Linked DNA regions of Homo sapiens: regions 2 and 3 are each linked to region 1. A link is a loop called in an ENCODE intact Hi-C map of the cell type or tissue named here. Cell type or tissue: ovary. All regions are shown on one strand. Each heading gives the region's core, and the rest is flanking DNA. Links, peaks and the distances in the headings are about the cores only. Region 1 overlaps GNG7 (G protein subunit gamma 7). Region 2 holds the start of DIRAS1 (DIRAS family GTPase 1). Region 3 overlaps ZNF556 (zinc finger protein 556).

Region 1 (5,289 bases), core at 1,839-4,338:
AATCCCATCACTTTGGGGGGCCGAGGTGGGAGGATCACCTGAGGTCACGAGTTCGAGACCAGCCGGGTCAACATGTTGAAATCCTGTCTCTACTAAAAATACAAAAATTAGCCAGGTGTGGTGGTGGGCGCCCGTAATCCCAGCTACTTGGGAGGCTGAGGCAGGAGAATCGTTTGAACCCGGGAGGCGGAGGTTGCAGTGAGCTGAGATCATGCCACTGCACTCTAGCCTGGGTGACAGAACGAGACCCTGTCTCAAAAAAAAAAAAAAAAAAAAAAGCCACTTGGGATCCAGGATAGGATCCTAAAACAGAAAAAGGACATTAGAAGAAAAAAACCGTGAAACTGGGATAAAGAGTGAAATTTAGCTTATAGAAATGTACCCACATGGGCTTCTTGGTGGTCACAAGTATATGGTCCAGCCTGGGCAACATAGCAAGACCCCATCTGCCATCTCTATAAAAACAATGTAAAAATTAGCTGGGCATGGTGGTGCAAACCTGTAGTCCCAGCTACTTGGGAGGCCGAGGCAGGAGGATCACTTGAGCCCAGGAGGTCGAGGCTGCAGTGATCTGCGATTGTGCCACTGCACTCCAGCCTGGGCAACAGAGCACGGCACTGTCTCAAAAACAGACCAACCCCAAATGCATGGTGACTTCATAAGATGCTAACATAAGGGAAAACTGGTGAGAGGTAGACAGGAAATCTCTGGATTTCTTTGCAACTCTTCTGAAAATCTAAAATTAAAAGTTCATTTAAAAAAAATGCAGACTTTTTAAAATGCTAGTTTCCGTTCTACGAGCTCAGGGTAATTTACCATCAATAAAAGGTAGGGATAGGGAGCTGAAATCCTCACTGTCACCTGCAGGTGGTGCCCTTGCCACAGGAATGCCCTGGCACCCTTGGGCTCTGGCAGCAGCTGGAATCTTGCAGGATCTGCTACACCAGGGCCTGCCACTCAGGACAGCAGCAGCTCAGGGCAGCAGGGATGAGTGATGAAAGGGCTGGAGCGGCATGCCCACGGGGCTGCAGGAGGCCCAGACTCCTGCCCTCCACCTTGCAGGGCAGCTATGAACATAATCCTTCAACTCTGAATCATGTGTTTTTTTTTTTGTTTTTTGTTTTTTGTTTTTTTTGAGACAGGGCCTCACTCTATTGCCCAGGCTGGAGTGCAATGGTGTAATCACAGCTCACTGCAGCCTCCACCTCCTGGGCTCAAGCGATCCTCCTTCCTCAGCCTCCTGAGGAGCTGGGCCTACAGGTGGGCATCACTGTTGTAGTTTTTATGTTCTGGGAAGGGGGAAGGAATGTGCTTAATTTGTGGGCTAATTTTTAATTTTTTAAAAATAGAGACAGGGTCTTTGCTATGTTATCCAGCCTGGTCTTGAACTCCTGGGCTCAAGTGATCCTCTCACCACCTTGTCCTCTGAAAGGGCTGGGATTACAGGTGTAGCCATTTCACCTGGACAACCTTAAATTACTGAATGAATTTGAAGTGGTCTGGTGCGCCCTTCAACTCACTACCCTGCCAGCGACACCGTACACAACTAGGGCACATCTTATCAAAACCAGCAAACTGAGAGAGGCGGATACATTCAGTGTAGACGCTCACCCCTAGGAATTATTATTATTATTATTACTTTTTGAGACGGAGTCTTGCTCTGTCACCCAGGCTGGAGTGCGATCTCAGCTCACTGCAAGCTCCACCTCCCAGGTTCAAGCAATTCTCCTGCCTCAGCCTCCTGAGTAGCTGGGATTACAGGCACCTACCACCACCCCCGGCTAATTTTTGTATTTTTAGTAGAGACGGGGTTTCACCATGTTGGTCAGGCTGGTCTTGAGCCCCTGACCTCATGATCCACCCGCCTCAGCCTCCCAAAGTGCTGGGATTACAGGCGTGAGCCACCGCGCCCAGCCAGGAATCATTATTTTTAAACAGCCTTATTGTGAACTAACGCCTGTACCATACAACTCGCCCACTTGAAGTGTATAATTCATTGTTTTCAGTATATTTGCAAAACTGGCCAACCATCACCTTTATGTAGTTCCAGAACATTCTCATCACCCTACAAAGAAGCCCCCTCGCCATCAGCCCCCGATCCCCAGCCCCGGCCCCCACGCACACCCTCCCTGACTCTGCGGATGGGTCTGTCCTGGACATTTCATAGAAATGGGGTCACACACTGTGTGGCCTTTTGTGTCTGGTGTCTCTCACTGAGTGTGACGTCCTCAAGGTGCATCCATGCTGTGACCTGTGTCAAAGACTCGCTCCTTTCCATGGCTGAGTCTTACTCCTCCTGAGTATGGAAGGACGTGTTTTTTAAATCCATTCACCGGCGGATGGACAATCGGCTCGTTCCTTCTTGTTGGCAATTGTGAATCTGCTGCTGTGAATATTCGTGTCATAGGAATCTTTTTTTTTTTTTTTTTTGAGACAGAGTCTCGTTCTATCCCCCAGGCTGGAGTGCAGTGGGGCACGATCTCGGCTCACGGCAACCTCCACCTCCCGAGTTCAAGCGATTCTCCTGCCTCAGCCTCCAGAGTAACTGGGATTTCAGGTACCCACCACCATGCCTGGCTAGCTTTTTTTGTATTTTTAGTAGAGACGGGGTTTCCTCATGTTGGCCAGGCTGGTCTTGAACTCCTGACCTCAGGTGATCCGCCAGCCTTGGCCTCCCGAAGTTGTTGGGATTACAGGCAACAATGATTCCCAGCCCTAGGAATCATTTTTAAGATGAGTTCTCACTCTCTGCCTTCACTGCAAACCTCCCTGTCCCCAGCCCTTTAACCCCAGCCCCTGGCTGTCCTCAAGACCTTGGACTTGGCAGTGAGGCGATCCCTGCGGATGCCCCTTGGTCTGCACTCGGCCTCAGAGCAGCTTGGGTCAGAGGCGAGCACAGCGTGGGTGAAGCCGCATCCCAGCCGCTCTGTCCTCGGGCCTTGAGCCGCACCAGCTGGCGCCAGGCTGTCCCCCAGCGACCTTCAGCGGCTCACTCAGCCTGACAGAAACGCTGTGTTTTCATGTTCCCTGTGTGGACAAATCACAATCGACCCGGGCGGCCAGCAGTGGAGACAAGGAGGAGAGACCTCTCCGCGGGGGTTAGGTCCCCTCAGAAACTGCCGAGCTGGGGCAACACGAACCGCTGGGACCTCCTGTTCATAAATTAGTATGGATTTCAAGGCGCCAATAGCCCGGCTTTAAACCCAGCTCAGGGCCCTGGGCACCTATGGGCAGCTGGCCCTTCCACCCAGCAGGCAGGCAAGTCTCAGACACAGGCAAGAAACACTCCAGGTAGCAGGTGCCGAATGTCAGCAGGGAGAGATCAGTCCCCCTTGGGACACAGAGGCCATGGACAGTGGTGGTGGTCAGGGGACCTCGTGTACGAAGGGCTGCCACCGCCTCCCGGCCCTCCCCACTGTGTCCTGGAGGCACTTCTCCAGATCTCTGTCCGACTTCCTTCCTTCCTTCCTTCCTTTCCTTCCTTCCTTCCTTCCTTCCTTCCCTCCCTCCCTCCATCCCTCCCTCCCTACCTTCCCTCCATCCCTCCCTCCCTCCCTCCCTACCTTCCCTCCATCCCTCCCTCCCTCCCTTCCCTCCATCCCTCCCTCCCTCCCTTCCCTCCATCCCTCCCTCCCTCCTTCCCTCCTTCCTTTCTTCCTCCCTCCCTCCTGCCTTCCTTTCCTCCCTCTCTTTCTCTTTTTCTTTCTCTCTCTTACTCTCTTTCTGTCTTCCTTTGTCTCTCTCTTTCCTTCTTTCTTCTTTCTCTTTCTTTTCTCTCTCCCTTTCTCTCTCTCTCTCTCTCTCTTTTTTTTTTAAGACAGTCTCACTCTGTCACCCAGGCTGGAGTGCAGTGGTGCCATCTCAGCTCATTGCAACCTCCACCTCTCAGGTTTAAGAGATTCTCCTGCCTCAACCTCCCAAGTAGCTGGGATTACAGGTGCCCATCACCACGCCCAGCTAATTTTTGTAGTTTTTGTAGAGATGGTGTTATGCCATATTGGCCAGGCTGGTCTTGAATTCCTGGGCTCAGGCAATCCACCTGCTTCGGCCTCCCAAAGTGCTGGGATGACACGCATGAGCCACCGTGCCTGACCAATTTCTTTCTTTAAAAAATTAAAATAGGCCGGGTGCAGTGGCTCATGCCTGTTATCCCAGCACTTTGGGAGGCCAAGGCAGGCAGATCACCTGAGGTCAGGAGTTCAAGACCAGCCTGGGCAACACAGTGAAACCCCGTCTGTACTAAAAATACAAAAATTAGCCAGGTCTGGTGGCAGGCGCCTGTAATGCCAGCTACTCGGGAGGCTGAGATGGGAGAATCGCTTGAACCCGGGAGACAGTGGTTGCAGTGAGCCAAGATCGCACTACTGCACTCTAGCCTGGACGGCTAAGCGAGACTCCGTCTCAAAAAAAAAAAATTAAAATATTCGCATGCCATAAAATTCCCCCTTGTAGAACCTGGAGAATACGATGCCAAGTGAAATAGGCCAGACGCTGAGAGAGAAAAACACTGCGTAATCCCACGTATTGTGGAGTCCAAAAACAAAACAAGCAAAGAACCCCAAATACAGCCAGGCACGGTGGCTCATGCCTGTAATCCCAGCGCTTTGGGAGGCCGAGGCGGGTAAATCACCTGAGGTTGGGAGTTCAAGACCAGCCTGGCTAACATGGTGAAAGCCCGTCTCTACTAAAAATATAAAATTAGCCGGGCGTGGTGGTGCATGCCTGTAATCCCAGCTACTCAGGAGGCTGAGGCAGGAGAATCGCTTGAACCCGAGAGGCAGAGGTTGCAGTGAGCTGGGATCGTGCCACCTGCACTCCAGCCTGGGGAACAGAGCGAGACTCCATCTCAAAACAAACACACAATCAAAACCTCCCAAATACATAGAAACAGAAAGCAGAAGAGCGGTTAGTGGTAGAGGAGGGAAAGGAAGGGGGAGATGGGGGTCAGAGGATACATAGTTTCAGCTGTGTTGGAAACACTGAGAGATGTCACTGTAGCCTGTGAACCAGCTAAAGATATTGTACTATGGGCTGGGCACAAGGGCTCATGCCTGTAATCCTAGTGCTTTGGGAGGTTGAGGTGGGAGGATTGCTGAAGGCCAGAAGTTTGCAACCAGCCTGGGCAACATAGCAAGACCCTAGGCCAGAAGTTTGCAACCAGCCTGGGCAACATAGCAAGACCCTATCTCTACAAAAAATTTAAAAATTTGCTGGGCATGGTGGCTCCAGGGATCACGTGAGCCCAGAAGGCAGAGGCTGCAGTGAACCGAGATCACACCACTGCACTCC
Region 2 (5,289 bases), core at 1,222-3,721, 72 kb after region 1:
AGCCCACCCCCAGACGTCCAGGCAGGGCCAATCTACCCCAGCCCTGGGTCCCTGAAGCCCGGCTCCCGGCCGGGCACGGCGTGGTTGGTGGGGGCGGGGGTGTCAAAGCAAAGCTCAGGGTCAGGAAAGCAGAGAGAGCCGCGACCCAGGGGTCTAGCGGGGGTCACGCCTGACCAAGGGTGGGGCGGGGGTCTGACCCAGGGCCGCCTGGCCGGTGAGGGGTTTGATGGAGAAAGGGCCTGCTCTAGGGGGCCCGAGGGCGCAGAGGCACAGTGCGGGGCCAGCCCAGGGGCGACCCTTGACTCAGGAGGACCTCAGTGGTGGAGAGGAGGAGCCCACCCCGGGGAGGGGGCGCGGAGGGAGGGGCTTGGCTGGGCAGCGGGGCGGAGGGCGAAGAAGGCGGCTGCAGGAGGGAGGAGGCCCTGCCCGAGGGGACCAATGCGGAGAGGGGCGGCGGGGTGGGCCTCGGTGGGGCGGGCTCGGCAGGGGGGCGCCCTCCGGGTGGGGGAGGGGAGGCGGCCGGGAGCTGTCCAAGGTGAGCGCGGAGGGGCCGGCCGGGCCCGGCGGGAAGGGACGGGGGACGCCCGGCGAGGGGCCCCGGAGCCACGCGGGGAAGGGCCCGGCCCCAAGGCCCGGGAGGCTGGGGCCGGGACAAAGGAGGGACGCGCGGCGGGGAGGACGGCCGGCTGGGGGCTGCGCAGGGACCCCCTCCCCGCCCCGGGCCGCCTACCTGGGCCCGCTGGTCCCTGCGGCGCCGCGGCCGCTGCTCCTGCCCGCTCCGGTGTCCGCTGGCGCCGCCGCCCCCCGCCCGCCCGAGCCGCCGCAGTCGCGCCCGCGCCGTCCCCGCCCGCCGGGCCCCGCGCTCCGCCCCGCCCCGCCCCGCCCCGCCCCGCCCCGGGGACCCGCGCCCACGGGGCCGGCGCGCCGCCCGGCCAAGGTCACCGCCGCCCCACGCGGGACCCCTGCCCGCGCCCGGGGTGGGAGAGGTCGCCAGGATCCGGGACCCCCGCCCTGCCACGTAGCCACCTGCGCGCGCCCTCCCTCGGGGTGGGAGCTGGGGCCGCTTCCCGGGGAACCCCGAGTGGGGGCCAGGAGCCCGGCTTGGGAGGAGCAGAGTCCAGCCGGGGGTGGAGGGCTTTGGCAGAAATGCGGATAAAGGGGGTGCAGAACGGGACCCCTGAGGCCGGCTGGGGCCCGGTCACACGCAGGGCGGGGAATCAGAGGGGTGCGTTGTGAAATGAGTAAGTCGATAATCAACAATCAATGAACAGGTTTAGAAGCGGGCAGAGGCGGGAGGGTTCAGGTCAATGGGGTGCACCTGGAGGCCCACCCATCCCAGGGGCCTGGGCAGGGGCGGGATGGGGGCAGAAGCGGACTCAGCGCTCTGTAGGGCTGGTTTTGTGGAGGCGGAGGCAGCCCATGGCAGTCAGGCCTAGGGAGGTGGGGGGTGAGCAAAGGGGGCTGGCGCTGCTCTGCAGCGGATGGGTTTGCCGTTTTCGGTTAGGAAAATGTTTGTGTTCCCCCAACAGGAGGTGTCTTAGGGGAGCACTGGCTTTTCTGATGCGTCTGTGTGTCCACAAGAGACCATGGTTCCGCCTCCATTTTGGAGACCGGGAGGCCGAGGTTCCTTTTGGCCTCATCGGGCAGATCCCAGAGGAGACTGGACTTTGGGGTCTAGTGACCAGGCCAGAAGGTGCTCTCAGGGGTGGGTGCGGGACAGTCCCAGGCCGCAAGGCTGTCAGAGGAAGGCGCCCCTTGGTGGAGAGGCCAACTCTGGGACCCACAGGGGTCTCTCCAGAGTCAGAGCCATCAGTGGGTGAGAGGCTGGTCTGGAAGGTGGTGAGCTCCCCATCACCAGGCCTGTGAGCAGGTGAACCCCTTGGGCCCTCAGCTCCTGGGGTTCTCCATGACCCACCATTTCCATGGCCCTGGATGAGGTGGGCCCATCTGCCTCTGCGGAGACTTGGCACTGCCTCCAAGACCACTCAGTCCCCTCTCCTGTTGCCACTGAGGCTGGGGCACTGAGGTTCAAGCGGCTTTGGGGCTCAAGGAGCTCTATTTCTCCCTGATTTGACCCCACTCCCCCTCCTGGCCTCCAGACCCCTTCCTCCAGCCCTCCTTCCACTCTGCCACTCAATGCTCCAACTGCAACATGGGCCTCCCCTGCTCTAACGCCACCCATGGCTCCCTTCTCCCAGGCCAAGGTCCAGCTTCTCAGCCTGGCATCCATGGCCCGGCCTGAGTGCTCCTGGCGTGCACCTCCCTCCCACCCTGACCCCAGCCCTGCGGGAGCACCTCAGAGCATGGCCCGGCCCCTGACCCTCATCTGGGGGTGCCCTCAGCAGGAGATGGAGACAGCCCTGAGGGCAGACAAATCCCAGCTTCTGCTCTACATGGCTGCCTGCAGGGAAGTGCCTTCTCAAGCATCGGTTCCCCCATCTGTGAGTGACGTCACTGTTGCCCGCCTGTAGGGTTGCTGGGAACACATGGGCAGGGCGCCCACCTACACGGGGCTGCTGGGCACCCAAGCACTCAGACGGCAGCCCTGCCCCTTCCCAGTCCGCCTGCCTGCCTTCGTCTCCTGAGTGACCCACCAGCGTGGGGCAGGGCGTCGGGCCGGCTCCCTGTCTCCTCCGGGCACCAGCTCAGGCCGGGGCAGGCTGACTCATGCGTAGGAGAGTGGGCAGGGCGGTAACTCCACGCTGCGGCTGCTATTTATAGCTCCCAGGCCAGGCTGTGGGCCGCGTGAGCCGGCGAGGCCAGGCCCTGTTCCCCTCCTCGCTGTCCCTGAGGAACGGGGTCTCCACACATGGCCCGCGGTGCCCAGGCCACAGATGGCAGTGAGCTCTTCCGAGCACCCAAACTAGGACAGCAGGAGCTTCTCCCCCATGGTGGGCCGGGGAGCAGAGGGTTCCGCCTGGCCTTTGTGAGTGGGGGTGGGTGGGCGCCCCAGCTCTGCCTCTCCATGGAAAGGTCCGTGATCCAAATCTCAGGGGCCAGGGCACTTGCACACTGGGGCACTGAGCAAGCCGGGGCTGGCACTGGAGTTTCCTGGGTTCCCTGCTGCCTCTCATACCCGAGTCCCTCTTTGGAGAGTCCCTCGGCATCCTGAGAGGCACAGAGGTGGGCGAGGAGGACTGAGGCCGGCTGCATCTTTGCCAAAGAGAAGAGGACCTGTCAACCTCTCCAGCTCGCGAGCTGGGCAGGATCCACAGGCGTCCACGTTGAGTCCCCAGGGTGAAACCCACCGGGGCAGTCTGCATGGGTCCTGCAAACACAAAGTGCCAGTGTAGTGGGTGCTGGGCCCTCAGCAGTCTGTACAAGGCCACTGTCCCTGCTCCCATCTGGAAACTGCTGCTCAGAGAAGGGAAGCGGCTCGCCCACGGTGGCCTAGTGGGAAAGAGGTCGGTCCGGATCCATCAGGCTCTGAAGCCATAGCCCAGCCTGCTGGGGATAGACGGCCACCCCCTTGTGATCCTCTTGCCCTGTCCCTGGCTATCTGCAGTCTTGTCCTGGGGACACTCGGCCGGTCCTGCCTTACAGATCTCCTTTCAGCAGAACAGCAAGGGACGGCGTTCATCTGCAATGTCCAGCTCCTCCCCCGGCCCTGCAGCTCCACGACCGCTCTCCTCACCCTGCTGCCCTGACCAGGGCCACGTGGGCCTCACTGAGCCCCGGCTAGCCTTTGGAGAGGAGGGCAGTGGGGTCCGGCCTCAGCTCTCTTCAGTGGTCTCTGGACCATGTGGGCAAAGCCGAGGTTGCACATCCTGGCCTCAGGGGGCAGAGTCACCCCAGGGGCTCAGCCACACAGTTGCTTTTCAAGTTTAGCATCTGTCAATCAATCAGTCAATCAATCTACCACCTATCTATCTATCATCTATCAATCATCTATCTGTCATCTATCAATTAATCTATCAATCATCATTTATTAATCATTTACCTATTATCTATCAATCATCTGTCACCTGTTCATCTATTATCTATTAATCATCTACTTATCTATCTATCTATCGAGACAGGGTCTCACTCCGCCACCTAAGCTGGAGTGCGTGGTGAGGTCGCAGATCACTGCAGCCTTGACTTTCTGGGCTCGAGCAATCCTTCCTCCTCAGCCGCCTGAGTAGCTGGGACTACAGGCACACACCACCAGGCCCGGCTAATTTTAAAAAATTTTTCTCGGCCGGGCACGATGGCTCATGCCTGTAATCCCTGCACTTTGGGAGGCTGAGGTGGGTGGATCACACGAGGTCAGGAGTTCAAGACCAGCCTGGCCAACATGGTAAAACCCCGTCTCTACTAAAATTATAAAAAATGAGCCCAATGTGGTGACATGCACCTGTAATCCCAGCTACTTGGGAGGCTGAGGCAGGATAATCACTTGAACTTGGGAGGCGGAGGTTGCAGTGAGCTGAGATCACACCACTGTACTCCAGCCTGGGCAACAGAGCAAGACTCTGACTTAAAAAAAAAAAAAATTCTCGAGACCATCCTGGCTAACAAGGTGAAACCCCGTCTCTACTAAAAATACAAAAAATTAGCCGGGCGCGGTGGCGGGCGCCTGTAGTCCCAGCTACTCGGGAGGCTGAGGCAGGAGAATGGCGTGAACCCGGGAAGCGGAGCTTGCAGTGAGCCGAGATTGCGCCACTGCAGTCCGCAGTCCGGCCTGGGCGACAGAGCGAGACTCCGTCTCAAAAAAAAAAAAAAAAAAAAAAAAAAAAAATTCTGGGCTGGGCGCAGTGGCTTACGCCTGTAATCCCAGCACTTTGGGAGGCTGAGGTGGGCAGATCATGAGGTCAGGAGTTTGAGACCAGCCTAACCAATATGGTGAAACCCCGTCTCTACTAAAAATACAAAAATTAGCCAGGAGTGGTGGCAGGCGCCTGTAAACCCAGCTACTCAGGAGGCCCAGGCAGGAGAATCGCTTGAACCCAGGAGGCACAGGTCACAGTGAGCCGAGATCGTGCTATTGTACTCCAGCCTGGGCGACAGAGCAAGACTCTGTCCCAAAAGAAAAAAAAAATTCTGTAGAGATAAGGTCTTACTATACTGCCCAGGCTGGTGGCATCAATATTTTAAAATACAGAGACCATTTGTCAAAAACCAGTTTGCCTTCAAAGATGAACAGGCTGACATCCCCAAGCCCATTTCTTTTTCGTTTGTTTGTTTGTTTTTGCCCTTTGGCATCTGCAGAGCTGCTCGCCGCTGCTCCCCCAGCCCCCAGGCCACCATGGAAGACCCACGCCTCACGCTGCCTGGCCCCTAGAGTCAGCATTGGGTTCCTCTCTAACA
Region 3 (5,289 bases), core at 1,324-3,823, 220 kb after region 1:
TCTGTCCAGTCACACAGGCTCTGGCTGTGCCTGAAAGAGCCAAGACCCGCTCCTTCCATAGGGCCTAACCTCTGGCTGTTTCTCCCACCCAGAACAATTTTCTCCTTTCTATATTTTTTCATTGTATACTACATTCGCCATGATTAATTTAAATTGGATCACATCTGAAAGCTTCTCTTGTCGCTAATTTCAGGGAACAGATGACATTTTACTATTTTGGGTTGGGCCCCCATGCCTGTAATCCCAGCACTTTGGGAGGCCGAGGCAGGTGGATCAGTTGAGGTCAGGAGTTCGAGACCAGCCTGACCAACATGGTAAAACCCTGAGTCTACTAAAAAATAATAATAATAATAAAAATTAGCCAGGCATGGCGGCACACACCTGTAATCCCAGTTAGTTGGGAAGCAGGAGGATGGCTTGAGCCCAGGAGTTCAAGGCTGCGGCGAGTTCTCATTGCGCCATTGCACTCCAGCCTGCACAGCAGAGTGAGACCTTGTCTCTAAAAAATTTTCTGGCCAGGCACGATGGCTCACGCCTGTAATCCCAGCACTTTGGGAGGCCGAGGCAGGCAGATCACTTGAGGTCAGGAGTTTGAGACCAGCCTGGCTAACATGGTGAAACCTCATCTCTACTAAAAATACAAAAATCAGTTGGACGTGGTGGCACACGCCTGTAATCCCAGCTACTCGGGAGGCTGAGGCAGGAGAATCGCTTGAACTCTGAAGGTGGAGTTTGCAGTGAGCCGAGATCATGCCATTGCACTCCAGCCTGGGCGACAGAGTGAGACTCCATCTCAAAAAAAAAAAGGCCGGGCGCGATGGCTCACACCTGTAATCCCAGCACTTTGGGAGGCCGAGGCAGGTGGATCACAAGGTCAGGAGATCGAGACTATCCTGGCTAACACGGTGAAACCCTGTCTCTACTAAAAATACAAAAAATTAGCCAGGCATGGTGATGTGTGCCTGTAATCCCAGCTACTCGGGAGGCTGAGGCGGGAGGATCACTTGAACCTTGGAGGTGGAGGTTGCAGTGAGCCGAGATCGCACCATTGCACTCCAGCCTAGGTGACAGAGCGAGACTCTATCTCAAAAAAAAAAAAAAATTCTAAAGACTATGACACAGGATAAAGAATATATGAAAACACAGAGGTTGCAGTGAGCTGAGATCACGCCACTGCACTCCAGCCTGGGCGACAGAGTGAGATGCCGTCTCAAGAAAAAAAAAAGTATATGACATACACATATATACAGTTAAATGTTATTCAGTCATAATAAAGAAGGAAATCCTGCCATTGGTGACAGCACTGATGAACCTGGGGCACATTATGCTATGTGAGACAAACCAGGCATAGAAAGATGAATACCGGATGATCTTACTTACATGAAGAATCAAAAAGAACCAGATTCCTAGAGGAAGAGAGTAGAAGAGTGATTGCCTGCGGCTGAGGGACAGGGGAAGTGGGGAGAGATGTTGGTCAAAGTGAACCAACTTTCCATTGTAAGGTGAATAAATTCTCTACATCCAGTGTCCAAATGGTGACTGTATTTAAGGATACTGTAATGTATACTTGAAATACACTGGGCCTGGTGCGGTGGTTCACGCCTGTAATCCCAGCACTTTGGGAGGCTGAGGTGGGTGGATCACGAGGCCAGGGGTTCGAGACCAGCCTGACCAACATGGTGAAACCCCATCTCTACTAAAAATACAAAAATTAGTTGGGCATGTATAGGGACCAGCCCCACAGGGTCGGTGGGTTTCTCCCCATGTGCAGAGACAAGAGAGCGTAGAAATAAAGACACAAGACAAAGAGATAAAAGACAGCTGGGCCCGGGGGACCACAACCACCAAGTCGCAGAGACCGGTAGTGGCCCCGAATGCCAGGCTGCACTGATATTTATTGGATACAAGACAAACGGGCAGGATAAGGAGTGTGAGCCATCTCCAATGATAGGTAAGGATGCATGGGTCACATGTCCACTGGACAGGGGGCCCTTCCCTGCGTGGCAGCCGAGGCAGAGAGAGAGAGGAGACAGAGAGTGAGACAGCTTATGCCATTATTTCTGCTTATCAGAGACTTTTAGTACTTTCACTAATTTGCTACTGCTATCTAGAAGGCAGAGCCAGGTGTACAGGATGGAACATGAAAGCGGACTAGGAGCGTGACCACTGAAGCACAGTATCACAGGGAGGCGGTTAGGCCTCGGGATAACTGCGGGCGGGCCTGACTGATGTCAGGCCCTCCACAAGAGGTGGAGGAGTAGAGTCTTCTCTAAACTCCCCCGGGGGAAGGGAGACTCCCCTTTCCTGGTCTGCTAAGTAGCGGGTGTTTTTCCTTGACACTTACGCTACCGCTAGACCACGGTTCACTTGGCAACAGGCGTCTTCCCAGACGCTGGCGTTACCGCTAGACCAAGGAGCCCTCTGGTGGCCCTGTCTGGGCATAACAGAAGGCTCGCACTCTTGTCTTCTGGTCACTCCTCACTATGTCCCCTCAGCTCCTATCTCTGTATGGCCTGGTTTTTCCTAGGTTATGATTATAGAGCGAGGATTATTATAATATTGGAATAAAGAGTAAGTACTACTAACTGATGATTAATTATATTCATATATAATCATATCTAAGATCTATATCTGGTATAACTATTCTTACTTGATATTTTATTATACTGGAACAGCTCATGTCCTCGGTCTCTTGCCTCGGCACCTGGGTGGCTTGCTGCCCACAGGTGTGGTGGCGGGCACCTGTAATCCCAGCTACTCAGGAGGCTGAGGCAGGAGAATTGCTTGAACCCGGGAGGTGGAGGTTGCAATGAGCCGGGATCGCGCCACTGCACTCCAGTCTGGGTGACAGAGCGAGACTCCATCTCAAAAAAAAAAAAAAAAAAGAAATATACTAAAAGGCCGGGTGTGGTGGCTCACGCCTGTAATCCCAGCATTTTGGGAGGCCAAGACAGCTGGATTACTTGAGGTCAGGAGTTCAAGTGCAGCCTGGCCAACATGGTGAAACCCCATCTCTACTAAAAATATAAAAATTATCCAGGCATGTTGGTGTGCATCTGTAATCCCAGCTACTTGGGAGACTGAGGCAGGACAATCGCTTGAACCCAGGAGGCGCAGCTTGCAGTGAGCCGAGATCGCCCTACTGCACTCCAGCCTGGGGCGACAGAGCAAGACTCCGTCTCAAAAAAAAAAAAAATGAAATGTACTAAGAGTGTAAATCTTACTTGTTCTTACCATCAGATTTTTTAAAAAGGTAACTGGTAACAGATGTGTTAATTAACTTCATGGCAGTCATTTCCCAGTGTATATGTGTATCAAATCATCACCTACACCTTAAATGTATACAACTTTTATTTGTCAAAGACAAAAAAACCTACGACACAGGAAGTGATTACAGACAGAGGGGAAGAGGTCTGAGGACTGAGTCTTAAATAGATATTGGCAGACTGCAGGATCTTGTGTGAGTGTCCTATGAACTGAGTTCAGTTCCGCAGTGCTGTGAGTTTTACCCCATCCTCATGTACACATATGTGGTTTGTTTTAGGACACAGTGGTCTTTGAAGACGTGGTTGTGGATTTCACGCTGGAGGAGTGGGCCTTGCTGAATCCTGCTCAGAGAAAACTCTACAGAGATGTCATGCTGGAGACCTTCAAGCACCTGGCCTCAGTAGGTGAGGATAGCATTATTTCTGCACTTAGTTATTAGATAATAAATGTTTTGTCTGGTTGCAGTGGTTCATGCCTGTATTCCCAGTGCTTTAGGAGGCTAAGGCAGGAGGATCACTTGAGGCTAGGAGTTGACAACCAGCCTGGGCAACATAGTGAGACCTTGTCTCTACAAAAAAAAAATCAAAAATTAGCCCGGTGTGGTAGCATGCTCCTGTAGTCCTAGCTACTTGAGAGGCTGAGGCAGGAGAATCGCTTGAGACCAGGAGTTCAAGGCTACAGTGACCCATGATCACACCACTGTACTCCAGCCAGGGTGACAACTTGAGACCCTGTCTCAAATAAAAAAGAAAAAAGAGCCAGGCACGGTGGCTCACGCCTGTCATCTCAGCACTTTGGGAGGCCAAGGCGGGTGGATTGCCTGAGCTCAGGAGTTCGAGACCAGCCTGGGCAACACGGTGAAATGCCATCTCTACTAAAATACAAAAAATTAGCTGGGCATGGTGGTGCGTGCCTGTAATCCCAGCTACTCGGGAGGCTGAGGCAGGAGAATTGCTTGAACCCGGGAGGCAGAGGTTGCAGTGAGCCAAGATCATGCCACTGCACTCTAGCCTGGGCCATAGAGTGAGACTCCGTCTCAAAAAATAAATAAATAAATAAATAAATATTTCTTGCTCATTAAGCCTATTCTAAGATTTAGAATGCAGAAGGGGAATACATTGGTTAATAAGACAGTTATAATCATTGATGTCCTGGACCTAAAATTCAGTAGCTTCTCTGTGATAATAAAAATCTACCTATCAATCTGTACTTTTCTTTCTGCCTTGTTGAAAAGACTTAGGATCAGCCAGGCGCGGTGGCTCATGCCTGTAATACCAGCACTTTGGGAGGCCGAGGCGGGCGGATCACGAGGTCAGGAGTTTGATACCATCCTGGCTAACATAGTGAAACCCTGTCTCTACTAAAAATACAAAAAATTAGCCAGGTGTGGCGGAGGGCACCTTTAGTCCCAGCTACTTGGGAGGCTGAGGCAGCAGAATCCCTTGAACTCGGGAGGCAGTGGCTGCAGTGAGTCGAGATTGTATCACTGCACTCCAGCCTGGGTGACAGAGTAAGACTCTGTCTCAAAAAAAAAAAAAAAAAAGAAAGAAAGAAAGAAAGAAAAAGAAAAGACTTAGGGTCCTTTTGTGTTACCAGCGCAGGTATATACTGGCGGCACAGAGAGGTTAATTGTTTGAAACCTTGTGATGATTTTTCTGTGTATTTAAAATTGTCTACCATTTTGACTGCTTGTACTTTTTTTTTTTTTTTTTTGCTTCTCATTAGTTGAAATCCTTGAGAGGGACAGCATCACAGGGACTCTGTGTCCAGTGGTCTTAGCAGGAAGATTGCTTCAGAATTTGGCATGAATCATGCCACTGTTTCTGTGGGCCTGAATGCCCTTCCCTCAGATGATTCTGGTTTGGTTTGGTTTGCCACCAGGAGTTACTGTGTTGTTGTTTGCTTTGTATACATAAGCATGTCTCTTACCCAAATAGAATTCAGTTTCATCTTGAACATAAACACCTTCAATTATTACTATTATTATTATTTTGAGACAGAATCCTGCTCTGTCGCCCAGGC

Evidence for each region. Hi-C counts contacts between places; a loop is a spot of excess contacts. Peaks named below come from ENCODE experiments on the same cell type or tissue, not always from the same donor. Only the 100,000 strongest peaks of a DNase experiment are listed, where the experiment ranks them.
Region 2: a loop joins it to region 1, with 1.9 times the contacts of the local background. A loop is called at or near these places in 14 of 110 quality-filtered maps.
Region 3: a loop joins it to region 1, with 2.5 times the contacts of the local background. A loop is called at or near these places in 69 of 110 quality-filtered maps.

Annotation. Positions count from the first base shown.
Region 1 is chr19:2,647,772-2,653,060 of GRCh38, forward strand. All of the region lies in intron 1 of GNG7 (G protein subunit gamma 7), which reads right to left. Among named protein-coding and RNA genes, the nearest start is that of MIR7850, 20 kb to the left of the region's middle. RefSeq lists a silencer at 2,743-2,918. In ovary, for the core only: no CTCF peak of the experiment used is centred there; a DNase peak (open chromatin) is centred at 2,947; H3K27ac peaks cover 889 bases.
Region 2 is chr19:2,720,574-2,725,862 of GRCh38, forward strand. DIRAS1 (DIRAS family GTPase 1) reads right to left here and starts at 799. Exons shown (of 2, transcript NM_145173.4): 1 at 731-799. RefSeq lists an enhancer at 3,004-3,916. In ovary, for the core only: no CTCF peak of the experiment used is centred there; a DNase peak (open chromatin) is centred at 2,678; H3K4me3 peaks cover 127 bases; H3K27ac peaks cover 950 bases.
Region 3 is chr19:2,869,952-2,875,240 of GRCh38, forward strand. ZNF556 (zinc finger protein 556) reads left to right here. Exons shown (of 4, transcript NM_024967.3): 2 at 3,545-3,671. It also overlaps the pseudogene RPL35AP38. Among named protein-coding and RNA genes, the nearest start is that of ZNF556, 5.3 kb to the left of the region's middle. In ovary, for the core only: a CTCF peak has its summit at 2,470 (motif pointing left); no DNase peak of the experiment used is centred there.